Regions from separate parts of the Homo sapiens genome. Here region 2 is linked to region 1. A link is a contact called in ENCODE Hi-C or POLR2A ChIA-PET data. All regions are on one chromosome and are shown on one strand. The core of a region is the stretch at or near the end of the contact, and the rest is flanking DNA. Distances in the headings are between cores, read along the strand shown.

What was found. A loop is a pair of places that touch in the nucleus more often than their neighbours do. ChIA-PET counts read pairs that join two places held with the same protein, here RNA polymerase II (POLR2A). Pooled maps may share reads with other maps.
Region 2: a loop to region 1 is called in a pooled map, with 2.2 times the contacts of the local background. The contact joins the promoter of ATP5IF1 here to the promoter of SYF2 in region 1. A Hi-C loop is called at or near these places in 1 of 168 maps with a recorded cell type or tissue (gastrocnemius medialis) and 10 of 50 pooled maps. POLR2A ChIA-PET finds 5 or more read pairs at or near these places in 1 of 52 experiments (activated T-cell).

The regions. Positions count from the first base shown.
Region 1 is chr1:25,228,827-25,234,443 of GRCh38, forward strand. SYF2 (SYF2 pre-mRNA splicing factor) reads right to left here and starts at 3,676. Exons shown (of 7, transcript NM_015484.5): 1 at 3,618-3,676; 2 at 3,278-3,385; 3 at 172-297. The coding sequence starts at 3,641. LOC124903881 (a long non-coding RNA gene) reads left to right here and starts at 3,763. Exons shown (of 2, transcript XR_007065555.1): 1 at 3,763-3,853. RefSeq lists enhancers at 3,494-3,643, 3,786-4,699, 3,884-4,133.
Region 2 is chr1:28,234,013-28,239,629 of GRCh38, forward strand. It overlaps ATP5IF1 (ATP synthase inhibitory factor subunit 1), which reads left to right and starts at 2,112. Exons shown (of 3, transcript NM_016311.5): 1 at 2,112-2,258; 2 at 2,349-2,440; 3 at 3,825-4,088. The coding sequence starts at 2,172. The coding sequence ends at 3,966. RefSeq lists enhancers at 1,011-1,517, 2,311-2,370 and a silencer at 1,350-1,574.

The DNA of each region.
Region 1 (5,617 bases), core at 2,426-4,925:
AGAGAAGTTAAATAAACTCACCCAACGTGTTGCAGTTGGTACTGAGCAGAGCCAGAATTTCAATTCTGGCAGCTTGGCCTAAGAGCCAGTGTATACAACCACCATGTTGTAGTGTCTTGATACAACAGAATGATTGACTAAATCACTTATGAAGATAGAATAGTTCCTAACCTTTTTCTTTTCCTCTTCCTTTAGTTCCCACTCCAAACGAGCTTTTTTGGCTTCCCAATTTGCAGGTAATTTTAGTCTTTTATCTTCTTCCACAACTTCCTGGTGATTTAATTTACGAGCTTCATTCTAAAACCGTAACACAAGAAGTCTGTCAGCTAAAACATGAAAATAAATCCAGATACACCTTGCCTTCTTTGAGGAGGGTCAGGCAGGACATATTAATAAGCTGACCCCATTTTATCCTAAAAGCAATAGAGAGCCATCACAGGATTTTAAGCCAGGGAATAGCCTAATAGGGTCTACGTTTTTATGCAGTCAAGAAAAATGTGTTGAGTTGCACTGGTTTGCTGTTCCAGAGCCCTGGAGGTTAAAATCAGCTTTGCCTCTATTGAGTTGTGTGGTCCCTTTTTATTGGATCAGAACAAGGTTTTGCAGTATTGGAGACCATACTATAGTGGCACTTAAGTAGACTTTATTTGGCATTACTATTAAATTGGCCAGGTGCAGTGGATCACGCTTGTAATCCTAGCACTTTGGGAGGCTGAGGCAGGTGGATCACCTGAGGTCAGAAGTTCAAGACCAGGCTGGCCAACATGGTGAAACCCCGTCTCTACTAAAAATACAAAAATTAGCGAGGCATGGTGGTGCACACCTGTAATCCTAGCTACTCGGGAGGCTGAGGCAGGAGATTCACTTGAACCCAGGAGGCAGAGGTTGCAGTCAGCTGAGATTGCACTACTGCACTACAGCCTGGGTGACAGAGCGAGACTCCATCTCAAAAAAAAAAAAAAAAATTACGTCACATGATGTGAAAGACACTCTTTCTTTTTTTTTTTTGAGACAGAGTCTCACTCTGTCACCCAAGCTGGAGTACAGTGGAGCCATCTCAGCTCATTTCAACTTTCGCCTCTGGGGTTCAAACAATTCTCATGCCTCAGCCTCCCGAGTAGCTGGGGTTACAAGCGTGTGCCACAATGCCTGGCTTATTTTTTTGTATTTTTGGTAGAAACGTGGTTTTGCAGTTTGGCCAGGCTGGTCTCAAACTCCTGGCCTCAAGTGATCTGCCCGCCTGGACCTCCCAAAGTGCTGGGATTACAGGCATGTGCCACCACACCAGGCCTCAATTATCTTTTAATCCTAATTCAAGAAAAAAGCCTCAATTTGGGTTAGAGGATTTAAAACCTATCTTAATGCCTCTAATGCTTTCCAAGTTCCCCTCCTTTTAAATATTTTCACAGTTTGCATTGACAAATGAAAAATGAAAGGAATTTTCCATTTGAAGTATCATTGAAGAGTCTTTTTTTTTTTTTGGAGCTGGGGTAGCAGGGAGAAGAGTCTATTTTTAAATAAACTTAATTGCATAAAGCAAAATGAGTGTATCGTCTTAAGGAAAACTTGAGTTAGACATTCCTTAGGTCATAAGCTGGTGGCAGTTTGTCCAGGAAGCCCCGCCTCCTAATTTCCAGACATGTGTTCCTTACACAATCACTCTAAATATTTAAGCATGTCTTTTTAATTGTTTATTAGATTAACTTTCCCTCGGCAAAGAGAGATACTCCTCCCAACTACCATCCCTAGTATATTCTTGGCCCTGGAAAAGCCCTGCAATTAAAGACGCCAAGAACATACCTACGGTCAACAAAGTTGAGTCTGTTGCACAGAAGAGAGCAAACCACGGGGAACCGTGGGCATTTGAGTGACAGGGTGTTAGGAAGGGCTTGTTCCAGGATTTGGGTTTGTATCAGGTGACTGAGGGGAGGGTTAAGGATGTGGATTGGGTACTGTCAGAAAGCAGGGGCTTTCTACAATTAGGTATCTTAGATTTTTTTTTTTTTTTTTTTTGAGATGGAGTCTCGCTCTGTCGCCCAGGCTGGAGTGCAGTGGTGTGATCTCGACTCACTGTAAGCTCCGACTCTCGGGCTCATGCCATTCTCCTGCCTCAGCCTCCCGTGTAGCCCGCCAGCACGCCCGGCTAATTTTTTCTATTTTTAGTAGAGACGGGGTTTCACCGTGTTAGCCAGGATGGTCTTGATCTCCTGACCTTGTGATCCGCCCTCCTCGGCCTCCCAAAGTGCTGGGATTACAGGCGTGAGCCACCGCACCCGGCCCAGTATCTTACATTTTTATATAGGAGGCAGAAGTAACGGAGTGAGACTAATGCTGTATTTGTTAATAACAGTCACTGGTGTTAGTCAGAAGAAAGAAATATGTGGTCATTCTTGTAATTTGAAAAGTCTTCTTTGTTTTGTCTCACTACAACAGTCAGAGTGATTTTGGGATTTTGTGAAACCATGGCCTAGCTGTCAGGTCACTCCATGGTGAAACAGGGGCTGCTTTTCTCTTTCTCTGCTCCAACTGCAGCAAGCTATTTGCTGGACTCTTATCCCTAATACAAATTCTCTTTCTTTGAATTTGTTCCCTTTGCTTGGATATCTCTTTCTCTAACTCCTTTAGTTGTCTGGCTTTCAAACAGTAGTTTAGGTGTCACCTACTACATGAGGCACCCCCTGGAGACCCACAAACTGCATTCCTCTCTCCTCCTCTGCACCTCCAGGGCACTTAAACATCAGATTCCCTATCAACTGGCTGAACTACCACACTGTAGACTTTCAAAAGTTTGCCATTTTTTTTATTTTCTTTTTATTCTTTTCCCCCAGAAGTCCCAAAAACAGATGATTATTTTCTTTTCACTCAAACAGATTCTGACAGAAGATTATTATTTTTTAAAGTGAACCAGGTCTCTTACTGACACTAGACAAGTTTCTTCCTGTCTCTAGCTCTACATATTTCCCTAGGTAAAATGAAGAATTTGTTGGAATCACGGAGCAGGGAGGTTGTTAGTAATGGAGACTCCCAAACCTAACCCAGATACATTAAATTGGATGTGGGTGGGAGAGGGGCTGGAGTGAACAGTTATATTTTCAAATGTTCTCAGAATGATCCCAATGTGCTGCCAGGGTTGAGTACCACCGAACAGAGCTTTCCTCTCAGATGATCCTGCTCTGTTGGTCTGTCAGACGCAGTGGTGTGGCTTCCTCGTCCCCTCTACAAAAGCGCACAGGCTTGGCCAGATGACGGATCTAAGCCGGCCTCCAAGACTACTCACCCGCATCAGGTGCAGCTCCCGGAATTTGCGCAGTCTCTGTTCGCGCTTCTGAGCGGCCAGCTCCGCCGCCGCAGCGAGGGACCCCTCCTCCGCGCTGTCCACCAGCACCTGCGACAAGGAGAACTGGCTTCAGGCAGAGCCGGCTCAGCTTCTCCCAGGACTGCCCAGGCCGAGTCCCCGCCGGTCCCCACAGGCTGGGCCTAGGGCCTCCACCGCCGACTTGACCCCACAGTGTCTGAGCCTCCCTGAAGCGAAACTAGACTTCGCCTCCACCTCTCTCCAGGCCGCTCCCCGGAACCCTCACCAACAAAACCCCCGGTGTACGGTGGGTGGAACTCACCTCGGATGCAGCTATAGCCGCCATCACAACCTTTCTCTCTTCCCACTTCCGGCAACAAGATAGAGCACTTCCGTCAACCTTCAGACAAACGGGCCGATACGTACGAATGGGCTACCATAAGCCCCGCCCCTTCCGGGAGGTCTCCGGAAGTTGGGACCCTTTTAGCTATGAAATATTTTGGATTGCGTAGGGTCTTGCGCAGCCGCGAAAAGTAGCGTGGGCCAGGACAGCGGGAGGTAAGTCGCCAAGAAAAGGGTTGGGAAGAGCTCAGAATCGGACGGCTAGGAAGAAATGACCAAAAGGAGCCTGATAGCCCCCTATTCTGCACGCTGTTCCTGGAAACCGCCTTTGCAAAGACAGTGAGAGAAATCTAACATGGCTCACTCCATCTTGCTTCTAGCCTCGCAGGCCGGCTGTCTTCGCTCATTCCTGGGCATAAACCAAGCTAACCATGGGAGAATTTATAGTTTAACTTTTAAGCAAGGATGATCATAGTCCCTTCCTTAAACAGGGCCCCTCCTTGTTTGGGGGCTGAAACTGCCTTTATAAAACTAATGAAAGACCGGGAGGTTAGGATTATGAGGGGAGAATTCTGCTAAAATGTAGTAAACGATAACCAGCCATTGTTTCGGAGGACATCGGATGTGTAACTTCCCCAATTATTCCTGTAGATAACGTTATCGTAGCACCTAAGATTGGTCTTTTGAGGCATTTTTCAGACTTTCGCATTCTGGCAACTAACTGACCCCACCCAGACTCGTGACCCATGACCCAACCGCTTCTTCTGTCCCACTCCTCCCCCAAGAGGCGGACTCAGCTGTTGAGGAGTGTAGTCCACACCCCTGTGATTGCATCTCCAACCAATCAGCAGCATCCATTCCCTAGTGCCCTGCCCACACCAAACTATGAAATACCCTAACCTCTGAGCTGACCCTTCAGGAAAACTTACTTGAGTGGTAACCCTTCTTCCCTGAGGCCAGCCTCAGGTTAATACAACTGTATACTGCAGTAGCACTTTTCAGTGAATTGGTTTTGTCTGCAGTAAGCAGGAAAAACCTGCAGTGCCATTCATTCCCATGAGTGGAAAGTTCTTTCCATTTAGAGCTTAAGGTGTTGTCACTTTCTCCAAGAAGCAGGTCTTGCCCTTGGCCTGGTGTGGTGGTTCATGGCTGCAATCCCAGCACATTGCGGGGCGGAGGCGGGAGGATTGCTTGAGCCCAGGAGTTCAAGACCAGCCTGGACAACAAAGTAAGAATCAGTCTCTAAATTAAAAAATAAAAGTAATTTTTTTTTGTTTTTTTGTTTTGAGACAGAGTCTTGCACTATCACCCAGGCTGGAGTGCAGTGGCACCGATCTCGGCTTACTGCAACGTCCGGCTCCCGGGTTCAGACGATTCTCCTGCCTCAGCTTCCCGAGTAGCTGGGATTACGGGTGCCTGCCACCATGCCCAGCTAATTTTTGTATTTTTAGTAGAGATAGGGTTTCACCATGTTGGCCAGGCTGGTCTCGAACTCCTGACCTCATGATCTGCCCACCTCAGCCTCCCAAAGTGCCGGGATTACAGGCATGAGCCACTGTGCCTGGCCATAAAAATAAATTTTTAAAAATAGAAGCAGGTCTTCCCTGACTACCCTGTCTCACTTTTAGTACTGTCATTTGACACTATTTTAATTCTCTCCAATTGCATAAGTTTTATTTTTGTCTGTTGATTTTCTATTTTTCTCATCAGCGTTATTACTGGAGAACAGCAGAGTCCACCCATCTTGTTTACTCTTACATGCTCAGCAGAGAGGCAATGCCAGAATTACTAACAGTGCTAAAGTTACTAAGATAAGTAAGGTGCTGGATATAAGAGGAATATATGAAAATTATTTTTTTCTGCACTAACAACTACTAGTTAGATACAGAAATGAAAAAGTAGGCCAGGTGCAGTGGCTCATGCCTGTAATCTCAGTACTTTGGGAGGCCGAGGCGGGCAGATCACGAGGTCAGGAGATCA
Region 2 (5,617 bases), core at 862-3,361, 3.0 Mb after region 1:
GTTAAACAATATGTGAATACGTATTTCACATAAATGGAATTAAACAAAATACCAGGTAGGGCTGCTATTTTCTCAACTAAAATATAATCAATAAAGCCAGTTTTACTATTTCATAGAAAACAAAGAAGGTTTTGTTTTGTTTTGTTTTTTTGAGGCAGAGGCTTGCTCTGTTGCCCAGGCTGGAGTGCAGTGGCATGATCTTGGCTCACTGCAACCGCCGCCTCCCAGGTTCAAGCAATTCTCCTGCCTCAACCTCCTGAGTAGCTGAGATTACAGGCGCATGTCACCACGCCCGGCTGATTTTTGTATTTTTAGTAGAGACGGAGTTAGTCAGGCTGATCTCGAACTCCTGACCTCATGATCCATGCGCCTCGGCCTCCCGAAGTGCTGGGATTACAGGTGTGAGACACCACGCCCAGCCCCAAAGAAGGTATTTTTATAATCATCAATCAGGTAGATAATCTGGCCCAATTCTCTCATCTAAAAAAGAAGAAACAGAGAAGAGAAAATGAGTTAGAGAAGAGCTATAAACTTCATGAGAGTAAAGACTACTGTTGTCTTGTTCACATTCATTAGATGGATGAAGGGAGGTTAAGGTCAAGCTTTCCCTAGACTCCTACTTATCCTTTTTTTTTTTTTTTTTTTTTTTTTTTGAGACAGAGTTTCGCTCTTGTTACCCAGGCCGCAGTGCAATGGCGTGATCTCAGCTCACCGCAACCTCAGCCTCCCGGGTTCAAGCATTCTCCTGCCTCAGCCTCCCAAGTAGCTGGGATTACAGGCATGTGCCACCACGCCTAGCTAATTTATTTTTTATTTTTATTTATTTATTTTTGAGACAGTTTCTCTCTTGTTGACCAGGCTGGAGTGCAATGGCGTGATCTCAGCTCACTGCACCCCCTGCCTCTCAGGTTCAAGCGATTCTCCTGCCTCAGCCTCCCGAGTAGCTGGGATTACAGATATGCGCCACCATGCCCAGCTAATTTTTCATATTTTTTTTTTAGTAGAGATGGGGTTTCTCCATGTTGGTCAAGCTGGTCTCGAATTCCCAACCTCAGGTGATCTGCCCGCCTCGGCCTCCCAAAGTGCTGGGATTACAGGTGTGAGCCACCGCGCCTGGCCTGCTCTTTTCTACTGCATTGCACCACATTGCCAAAAGTGCAGTTATTAAGCCCATTCAACAATATGTTGCTAACGAAAAAAACAAACTAAAATATTTTTAAAAGGTTTATTCTGAGCCAAGATGAGTGACCATAGCTTGGGGAAACACAGCCTCAAGAGGTCCTAGGAAACTGTGCCTGAGGTGGTCAAGTTATAATTTGGGTTTTCTTTTTTTTTTTTTTGTTTTGAGACGGAGTCTCGCTTTGTCACCAGGCTGGAGTGCAGTTGCGCAATCTCGGCTCACTGCAACCTCCGCCTCCCGGGTTCAAGCCAATTCTCCTGTCTCAGCCTCCTGAGTAGCTGCGATTACAGTCGCGTGCCACCGCACCCGGCTGATTTTTGTATTTTTAGTAGAGACGGGGTTTCCCCATGTTGGCCAGGCTGGTCTCGAACTCCGGACCTCAGGTGATCCACCCACTTCGGCCTCCCAAAGTGTTGGGATTACAGGCGTGAGCCACCGCGCCCAGCCAGAACACTGACACTTCTCATAACAAATGAACGCGATTTATGTATATCTAAGCCAGGGCACATTGGACGTCGGTATCCTGGACATCAGCATCCTGGACACAGCTCCCAAACCCCGAATTCCCCCATTTTATTGATGCTAGCAGGCCAGGGAAGGGAAAACTTCCTTTGGGCTTTGAATAATAACGACTTTAGAATTGAAATCGTGGGCTGGAGGTGGACGCCACGCCTCATTCTGATGGGTCCAAGAGCCGAAATTTCGGCTTCTGGCACTCTCCTCACTCAGCTCTCTAAACTCCTCCATCATTCCTCTTTCCAGTCCTTTGGCCCTAAGCCCTTGCTAGCGGTTGGCTAAGAAGAAACCCGTCTCTTGCTCGGGATTCGCTGTGAGCTCCGGGAAGCCCGCCTCCGCTCTCCCGTGATTCGCTACTCCTGTGTTCATCCGCCCCTCCGTCGACCAGATTGGGTGCTTGGCCGTCCCTGCCATTAGCGCGTAACGAGAGACTGCTTGCTGCGGCAGAGACGCCAGAGGTGCAGCTCCAGCAGCAATGGCAGTGACGGCGTTGGCGGCGCGGACGTGGCTTGGCGTGTGGGGCGTGAGGACCATGCAAGCCCGAGGCTTCGGCTCGGATCAGGTACGCTGCGGCAGTGTCCGCTGCTCCAGCCCCGCGGGCGGATCCCATCTTTGCTTCCGTACCTTTACCAGTGTCCCTGTCTCTCTGCAGTCCGAGAATGTCGACCGGGGCGCGGGCTCCATCCGGGAAGCCGGTGGGGCCTTCGGAAAGAGAGAGCAGGCTGAAGAGGAACGATATTTCCGGTGAGGCTCACCGGGTCCCAAGTCCAGCCCTGGATCTCCCAATGGCCTTCCAATCCTTAAACTGCCAATCGCCCCACCCGTTCCTACCTGGTGCCTTGGGCGCCCCATCCCCCAACAGAACTCCCGGGCCCCAATCCAGTATACCCTAACCCTTGATGTCCCGACCGTTGCCACGTATAGGGCACTCCCAGTTACCTGCACAACAGTTTCAGGCCCCCAAACCGTTTCCACCGGCGGGTCTCCAAAACAACCCACGGCTCAACTCCTCCTTTATCATTACCATCTCCCGCGTGGAGTTCTCCTCAGGTCGTGCGAAACACCCCCAGATTCTTCGCACAGTGTCTAGATCCGACCGCCCAACGTTTGCCTCCCAGCCTGACTCCCTCGGCCCTTACCCACCTGTCACCCCCTCTACGCTCTCCTTCCTCGCCAGCACGCCTTAGCTTTGCAAGCCTGCATGCATTCAGGCTTCTCAGGTGTTTCTAGACCCCCGACTCCGCAAGAGTGAGGATGATGGGAGCTGGTCATGGGAGCTACTTATGGTTGGACACCATCTTCTAAAGGCTTTTGCCCTACTCAGCCCAACCTAGACCTGTAGATTTCCCTCTCCTGCTTAGGAGTATGGAGTGGGCTGGGCCTCCCTTTGCCAGCCTTGAGTTATCTTTAACTGACTTCTGTCCACTCTGGAGAGCAGTGAGGAATTAATCTTGCTTTTGCTTGTCCTTTGGCCTTTCACTTCTGCCTTCTGTTGAGAATTATCACCATGACACCTGCCATACCGTATAGAGAGCCAAGGTACAGCCGTTAGAGACTATCTAATTGAGCCCCTACATTTTGTAGTTAAGGAAAACTGAGGCCTAAATGTGACCAAACCAACATTGTAATCCAGTCCCTTCTTGGAACCTAAATTGAACTGCCAAGTACTGCGCATGCAAGAGACCCTTTATTGGCCTTACAGTGGGCCATTCATTTCTATAGGCAAAGAAAGCTCTAGACAGATTGGAATAGGAAATGGATATTTGCCTTTTAGCTACACCCCTTTGTCTGTCTTCCTCATTTTGTTCCTTTTTTTTTCCCTAAAGGGGAGTCAAGTTCCCTGGGTTGTTCCCCTCATAAGGTATTAGGGACTTGTGTCACATCTCTCTGGAGTTTTCTATTTTAAAGAGGAATCTGAAAGCAATAAGCTCTTTGGTCTTCTTAAGATGGCTACACCTCAATTTAAGATGGGGTATTCTTTCACTAGTTGAGGAGTAGAAGAGGATGACCAGCTAGACTCCCATGGAATTGGAACTCCTATTCCTTGCTTAGACATTACAGGTTATGCTTTGAGATCTCTTTGGGGTGAAGGATTGAAATTAAACCCTGAGCCACCGTGTCCTTGTAGAGCACAGAGTAGAGAACAACTGGCAGCTTTGAAAAAACACCATGAAGAAGAAATCGTTCATCATAAGAAGGAGATTGAGCGTCTGCAGAAAGAAATTGAGCGCCATAAGCAGAAGATCAAAATGCTAAAACATGATGATTAAGTGCACACCGTGTGCCATAGAATGGCACATGTCATTGCCCACTTCTGTGTAGACATGGTTCTGGTTTAACTAATATTTGTCTGTGTGCTACTAACAGATTATAATAAATTGTCATCAGTGAACTGTGTTTGATGCCTTCTTCTATCTGGAAGAGATAGACAGACACCAATGGACTGCTAAAATGGATTAGAGGCGTCCCTGCATCCAGGAACCCACAGACAATGCACAGTGTGATAAGTGCTATGAAACAACACGAGTTGGGGGGATAGGTGTGACACAGACAAAGTACCCCTCCCCGTCTAATTAGAGGTGTTCAGAGAAAGCTTCCTGAAGGATAAATCCCAATCTGAAGCATAAAGATCAGGAGGATCCTGGAGATCCGAAGGAGTCATTGCTTCAAAAGATACAATTAGGCCAGGTGCGGTGGCTCATGCCTGTAATCCCAGCACTTTGGAAGGCCAAGGTGGGTGGATCACCTGAGGTCAGGAGTTCAAGACCAGCCTGGACAACAGTAAAACCCCATCTCTATTAAAAATACAAAAATTAGCCAGGTGTGGTGGCACGCACCTGTAGTCCCAGCTACTCAGGAGGCTGAGGCAGGAAAACCACTTGAACCTGGGAGGTGTAGGTTGCAGTGAGCCGAGACTGTGCCACTGCACTCCAGTCTGGGTGACAGAATGAGACTCTGTCTCAAAAAAAAAAAAAAAAAAGATACAATTGAAAGTACCATCAGTTAAAACAGCATTTTGCATTTTTAAAATGGTTTAGAGGATACTTAATATGAGCTAGTCATCCTTGTTCTAATTTTGTAGATTGAGAGAACTGGAATTAGAAATCATGTGATTTATACAGTCACTCAGCACCTTGGCAGTGAGACTTGTGTCCAGGTTTTTTGACTACTAAACCAAGTCTGTTATTAGCAGAAAATCAGAATTATTTCTTAGGTTATATTTTGCTTTGCCAAGTATTTTGTTTCAAATTAGACTTGAGGGCCTAGTATAACTAAATTATTATACAAACTAGTTGTGTAACTCCTCTAGGCAAAAAAATTTGAGGTGACATTTGGGCCATTAGCAAAACATTTTCAGTTCACCAGTTCAGTAGAGTATTTGCCCAGGATTGTAATGAGTTATTTGTTCTAAGACCCTATCTATCTCACAAGGGCCTGTAGGACCATTGAGTGATAAAAGCTTGGAGAAGTCGCATTGACCTTGTCTGTACAGACAAAACACTAGATAGTTTGACTTGCCCATGAAACTGAACACAGCCAGGTGTGGTATGTGCCTACAGTTCAGCTACTTGGCAGTCTGAGGCAAGACGATTGCTTGAGCCCAGGAGTTCCAGACATGCCTGGGCAGCATTTTGACCCCATCTCTTTAAAAAAAAAAACAAAAAACAAAAAACTAAACTTTGAATTATAATGATTATAATGTTGCTGAATCTCAGCACTGAGGCCTCAGTAGTGCCTATAAATCTTGCAAGTGGCCAGCAACAAAATAACCTGAAAAGATGAAGTTCAAGAAACAATCATACTAAGTCAAATGCCTTTTATTTTAACATTATTAACAGTGCAACACTTGAAAAGTTTAAAAATTGGAAACAAGTATTAGCAAACATCTTTAATTTTGCATATTTGTAACCAAAAAAACAA